2 separate regions of the Homo sapiens genome follow, and region 1 is linked to region 2. Evidence: chromatin contacts called from ENCODE Hi-C or POLR2A ChIA-PET data. All regions are on one chromosome and are shown on one strand. Each heading gives the region's core, a stretch centred on a gene start or an enhancer-like site at or near the end of the contact. The rest is flanking DNA. Distances are from core to core; before and after follow the strand shown. Region 1 holds the start of TUBA8 (tubulin alpha 8). Region 2 overlaps MICAL3 (microtubule associated monooxygenase, calponin and LIM domain containing 3).

Region 1 (2,700 bases), core at 167-2,666, 110 kb before region 2:
AATCTAAGTGGAGTCTTGGAAATTTGAATTATAACCCTCTTCATTTCGCAGGTAAAACAAACACATCCAGAGAGGTTAAGTGACCTTCCTGAAGTCACACAGCTAGCTGCAGAGCCAGGAGTCAAAATTCTGAACTGGCAGCTCCGGGCCCTTTGTGTGGCCTCATACCAGGGTCCTCAGGCAGAAATAGGTTCCTGTGGCCACCCTCCCTAATATTCCCAAGTTCTTTCAGTTCCCAGGGGTGTCTGGGAGCCCGCTAGGAGGAGGGAGGGTGCTGACAAAACTGAAGCTGGAAGGCTAGAGCTCCGGGGGAGCCAGGAGGCCCTGGGCACGGGCCAAACGTAACAGGGCGGGGCGGAGGGGGTTCTCGCCTGCTTTCTGGATCACTGACACCTGGAGCAAGCCTGCCCAGGGAACCCGACCTTGGCCATGACATAGGCTTATTCTGCCCTCACTCTGCCCCCAATCTTTCCAGCCCATCTCCCTACTGCTGAAAGATCAGGGGTCCAGGAGGGATTCCTGGGATTCTGGGCTTTGGGAAAGTGGACTGGGGGCAAATGTTAACCACCAGGGGCACTGGGGGCGGAGAGGGGGACCCTAGAAAGAGGAACTGAGTGTTTGCAGCCGCCCCTCAGTAAGATCCAGGGGCGGGGGCAGGGAAGGGAGCAGCCGCGATCCCCCTAAGCCAGGGTAGGAAACAGGTCGAAGGTCCCCTGGCCTTTGGAAGCAGAGACTTCTTACTCCCAAAGTCCTTCGACTCTGACCGCTGGAAAGACTTGGGAGCTGCTGAGTGCGCCCGGAGGACCCCGCCGCGCTGGGGCTGTGCGTGCAGCAAACCCAAGCCGCTGGCCAGGCTTGCGAGAAAGACCTCCACGCGTGGGGGGACCGTGGCGCCCTAGGTCCTCTGTCACATTCCGGGCCCTGTCACATTAGGCTGGGTTCGGAGACGTGACTGCATCTGGCCCCCCAGTCGCCCCGGCCCAGACCACCCATCCAGAATCCCCGGACTCGCCCTTCTCTCCACTCTGTCCACAGGCTGCCCATCTGGGGACCCCAGAATCTCGCCCCCTTCTCCGTCGGGCTCCCCAGGGCCTCCCTCCCCCTCGTCTGCACGCAAAGCTCCCTTAGGTCCCTTTAAGGAACAACTGGCCCCTGGTCTCTATTTCCCCCATACGATAAAGGGCACCGGGTGTTCCCGCCCGAGGGTGCGGACTCCTCGACCCTGAACTGCCACCCCCAGAAGGCCTTGAGCCCTGCGGCTCCAGGAAGACGGGTCCGTGCGCCTCCGCGTAGACTCGGCTCTCGGTCCTACGCCTGCCGCGCGCCCGCAGCCCGCCTGGCCCCGGGAAGCCTCACCATCGCTGCCGCTGTCCTCGCCCGCGCACCTCTCAGCTGGGCCTGCCCGCCCCGACTGCTCCAGATACAGCCGCCTCCGCCGTTGTGACACACCGGGAGGGGGGGACGCCGGGGACAGGCGCGCCGGGCCCGCAGCTGCCCCCCGGCATCACAGTGCCGGGGAGGGGCGGGCAGGTCACAAAGGCCCCTCCCCGCCCACCCGCGGCTCAAATCTCCGGGTCCTCGGTCCCGCCTCAGCAGCCGGGGGCGCTCGCAGCGGGGACTGCGCCCGCGGGGGAGGCTGCCCTATTACCAAAGCGCACGTGTCCACGTTCCAACACCGCCGGCGAGAGCAGCCTTCGTGACCCCAGCTGCCGGAGAAAGAAATGTAAAATGCAGCCAGGCGAATCGCGCGGGTCTCCCCAAACTTCCGTTCTCCTCCGACCCGCTGGAAAGGCTCCTGACTGGGGTGCAGCTGACCGGAGCGGGCTGCAGCGGGCCCGGGTGCCAAGGTGCCGTCTCAGCTGGGCGCCCTAGGGCCGTGTGTGCTTGGCAAGCTGCAGGGCCTCTGCTCCCAAAGCCTGTGCCTCCTGCCGCCAAGGCCCGCCTGGTTGCTGGAGACGGAAATGAGATGGCATACACAGAGCTCCTGGTACAGGCAGGTGCTGAAGACTGTTCCCGTTTTTACCCTCTCCCCGGATACCTCGCACCTCCACCGGGATTTTCAAATCTCCCCCCTTGATCCCTTCCTACTTTTAAGCCCCAAACGTGTCCAAGTCACATCTCCTATGTAATCCAGAACTCATACCAGGGTTCCCCTGCCTCTGCCCAGTAGTAAGACCCGCCAGATGCTGTTGGTTGCCCCCTGCTCGGGAAGGGGTGGGCACTTGGTAAAAGCCCCTCTTCACACTTTAGATGTTGGCCACGTTGTCACCCTGCCCATCTCCCCTCACTTCCCCCCAGGTGGGTGAGGGGCTGGATGGTCTTTGTTCCTTGTTCTCACTGCTGTTTCTTGTTCTTTCCCTCCAGTGGTCAGTTCCATTCATGTTGAAAGGTGTACCCCAGCCTCTCTCTTCCACTTTCCTCAGCACCAAGCCAACGCAGGCAAATTCATAGGTTTTCCTTAAGACAATACCACTTTAGCCAGACGTGGTAACTCCCCAAGTTTCCAAGCACAGTTAGAGATCTTCCTACCCTTCTGCTCCTAAGACATGCCTGCTTGTGGCCAATAGAGAATGAGAGCAGATTTCTGCTTACCTATGCGGCAATCTGTTCTGTTGGCCACCCATTCATAAACGATAGTACATGTGTCGTAATCATCTTTGCATTTGAGAGAGTACCAAACACAGTGCTTTACCCACTGAT
Region 2 (2,700 bases), core at 155-2,654:
GTAAGCCACCACACCCGGCCCAGGTTTTCCTTCTTAAGTTTCACTTCACTGAGACCTTTAGGGGGAAAAAATCCACACATCTTTTTCTTTTTTCTTTTCTTTTTTTTTTTTGGAAGCGGAAGGACTTAAAGATACCAGATCATTGTGCTTTTCTGATGACTAGGTAGTGGATGATAGTTAACATTTATTGAGTGTTTATCTGCAGGAATCTGTGCTAGGTGCTGCATAGACATTACCTCATTTATTCCTCACAACAACATTCAAGGTAGAACTTATCATCCCCAGTTTTACGGATGACAAGGTTTTGTGAGGTCCTAGGTCAAGGGAGTGATAGTGAGTGACAAAGCCTTGACTGAAAGCAGGGCTGGGTTCAATCCTGGGCTTTCTGATTCCAGAGTGTGTGCTCCTCCTAACCCGTGTGCTAACGGGCCTTAGGGATGACTAATGGGCAGGCCTGAGAGCCCTGACGCCTGCTGCTGCCACCACCCCAGGTCTGATGGGAGGTGGGGTTGGACGGGCTTTATGTTCTATTGCAGTACAATTTTCACATTCTGGTCTTTTCCTTTGCTAGAAGCATTCATCTAGCCAGGTGGGGGGTCATTACTTTAGAAAAAATAATCAGAGCTGAGAAAACGTCTGCATTTGCAGAGAATGAAGTATTTAATAAGACCAGATGGGCCGGGCGCAGTGGCTCATGCCTGTAATACCAACACTTTGGGAGGTTGAGGTGGGCAGATTGCTTGAGCCCAGTAGTTTGAGAGCAGACTGGGCAACATAGCTAAACCCCATCTCTACAAAAAGTACAAAAATTAGCTGGGCGTGGTGGTGTGTACCTGTGGTCCCAGCTACTCTGGAGGCTGAGGTGGGAGGATTGCCTGCGCTCAGGAGGCCGAGGTTGCAGTGAGCTGAGATCACACCACTGCACTCCAGCACTCCAGCCTGGGTGACAGAGCAAGACTCTGTCTCAAAAAAAAAAAAAAAAAAAAAAAGACTAGATGGGGAGATGAGGGACAGAGAGAATCAAAGAGAATCAAAGTGGTTTGTGGACAGAGGAAATGAGTGATACTCTGACCCAGAGGCCATCTTTAGTGTCCAGGCCATTTTGCTTGAGCTGCTGGTGAAACTGTGAAACTGGAGGCATGGCACTTGGGCTAAAGTCTGTGCGGTGAATAAGGCCCTCAGTTTCTGCTTTAGGTGGCAGAGCTGAAAATCTGATTCCTTTTTGGTCTTTAGCTTCCGGTGTACTTCAATGCAGTACATTGTGGGCGTGGTGGGGATGTGGTTCAGAAATTTACCTAAACTCTGTGGACTTCCCCCTCTCTCCAGCCACGCACTCTGTCATCTTTGGTTCCAGTCTTTAGAATTCAGCTCGGATCCCCTGGGTGATGGGTGGTGTCAGACACTCAGGTGCTTGGATTGCCCCGGTGGAGAGAACAGCATCCTGCCCCCATGGGCTTCAGTTGTACGTGACTTGCTGTTTTCTTGGAGGTGGGCTTTAGTCATCTCTAGCTATAAAGACACAAAAAAACTGGGAAGAATGACCAGGAAACTGTCACCCCAAGCCTTGCAGTTGATTGCATTTTTTTTTTTTTTTCTGAGATGGAGTCTTGCTCTGTGGGCCAGGCTGGAGTGCAGTGGCACGACCTCGGCTCACTGCAAGCTCCGCCTCCCGGGTTCACACCATTCTCCTGCCTCAGCCTCCCGAGTAGCTGGGACTACAGGCACCTGCCACCATGCCCGGCTAATTTTCTGTATTTTTTTTTTAGTAGAGACAAGGTTTCACCGTGTTAGCCAGGATGGTCTCGATCTCCTGACCTTGTGATCCACTGGCCTCGGCCTCCCAAAGTGTTGGGATTACAGGTGTGAGCCACTGTGCCCAGCCTTTTTTTTTTTTTTTTTTTTTTTAAATTGAGACAGCATCTCACTCTGCCACCTAGGCTGGAGTGCAGTGGTGCGATCATGGTTCACTGCAACCTTGACTGCCTGAGTAGTTGAGACTACAGGCGTGCACCACCAAGCCTGGCTAATTTTTAAAATTTTTTGTAGAGATGGGGTTTTGCCACATTGTCCAGGCTGGTCTAGAGCTCCTGGGCTCGAACAATTTGCCTGCCTCAGCCTCTCAAAGTGCTGGGATTACAGGTGTGAGCCACCATGCCTGGCCCCATTGACTTTTTCTCATTGGTGAGTTCAACAGAGGAGAGATGATTGCCGCAGTTTTAAAAAAGAAAAGAGGCCAGGTGTGGTGGGTCATGCCTGTAATCCCAGCCCTTTGAGAGGCCGAGGTGGGCAGATCACCTGAGGTGAGGAGTTCCAGACCAGCCTGGCCAACATGGTGAAACTCTGTCTCTACAAAAAAAATACAAAAAATAGCCAGGTGTGGGTGTTGCACACTTGTATTCCCAGCTACTCAGGAGGATGAGGTAGGTGGATCATTTGAGCCTGGGAGGCCAAGGCTGCAGTGAGCGGAGATCGCACCACTGCATTCCAGCCTTGGTGATAGAGCAAGACCCTACTGTCCCAAAAAAAAAAAAAAAAAAAAAAAAAAAAATTAAAGAAAAGGCTGGGTGCAATGTCTCACGTCTGTAATCCCAGCACTTTGAGAGGCTGGGCCAAGGTAGGAGTATTGCTTGAGGCCAGGAGTTTGAGACCAGCCTGCGCAACATAGTGAGACCCTGTCTCTACAAAAATTTTAAAAATTAG

What was found. Hi-C counts contacts between places; a loop is a spot of excess contacts on that map. ChIA-PET counts read pairs that join two places held with the same protein, here RNA polymerase II (POLR2A). Pooled maps may share reads with other maps.
Region 1: a loop to region 2 is called in a map with no recorded cell type, with 10 times the contacts of the local background. The contact joins the promoter of TUBA8 here to the enhancer-like site in region 2. A Hi-C loop is called at or near these places in 10 of 37 single-sample maps with no recorded cell type and 7 of 50 pooled maps. POLR2A ChIA-PET finds 5 or more read pairs at or near these places in 3 of 52 experiments (GM12878, HEK293 and activated CD4-positive, alpha-beta T cell).

Annotation. Positions count from the first base shown.
Region 1 is chr22:18,109,525-18,112,224 of GRCh38, reverse strand. It overlaps TUBA8 (tubulin alpha 8), which reads right to left and starts at 1,416. Exons shown (of 5, transcript NM_018943.3): 1 at 1,357-1,416. The coding sequence starts at 1,359. RefSeq lists a silencer at 1,250-1,639 and an enhancer at 1,720-1,919.
Region 2 is chr22:17,995,340-17,998,039 of GRCh38, reverse strand. All of the region lies in intron 1 of MICAL3 (microtubule associated monooxygenase, calponin and LIM domain containing 3), which reads left to right. Among named protein-coding and RNA genes, the nearest start is that of MIR648, 16 kb to the right of the region's middle. RefSeq lists an enhancer at 1,400-1,599. Within about 2 kb of position 1,404, at least 5 of the 41 ENCODE cell types and tissues checked have a DNase peak (open chromatin) inside an H3K27ac peak, as active enhancers do.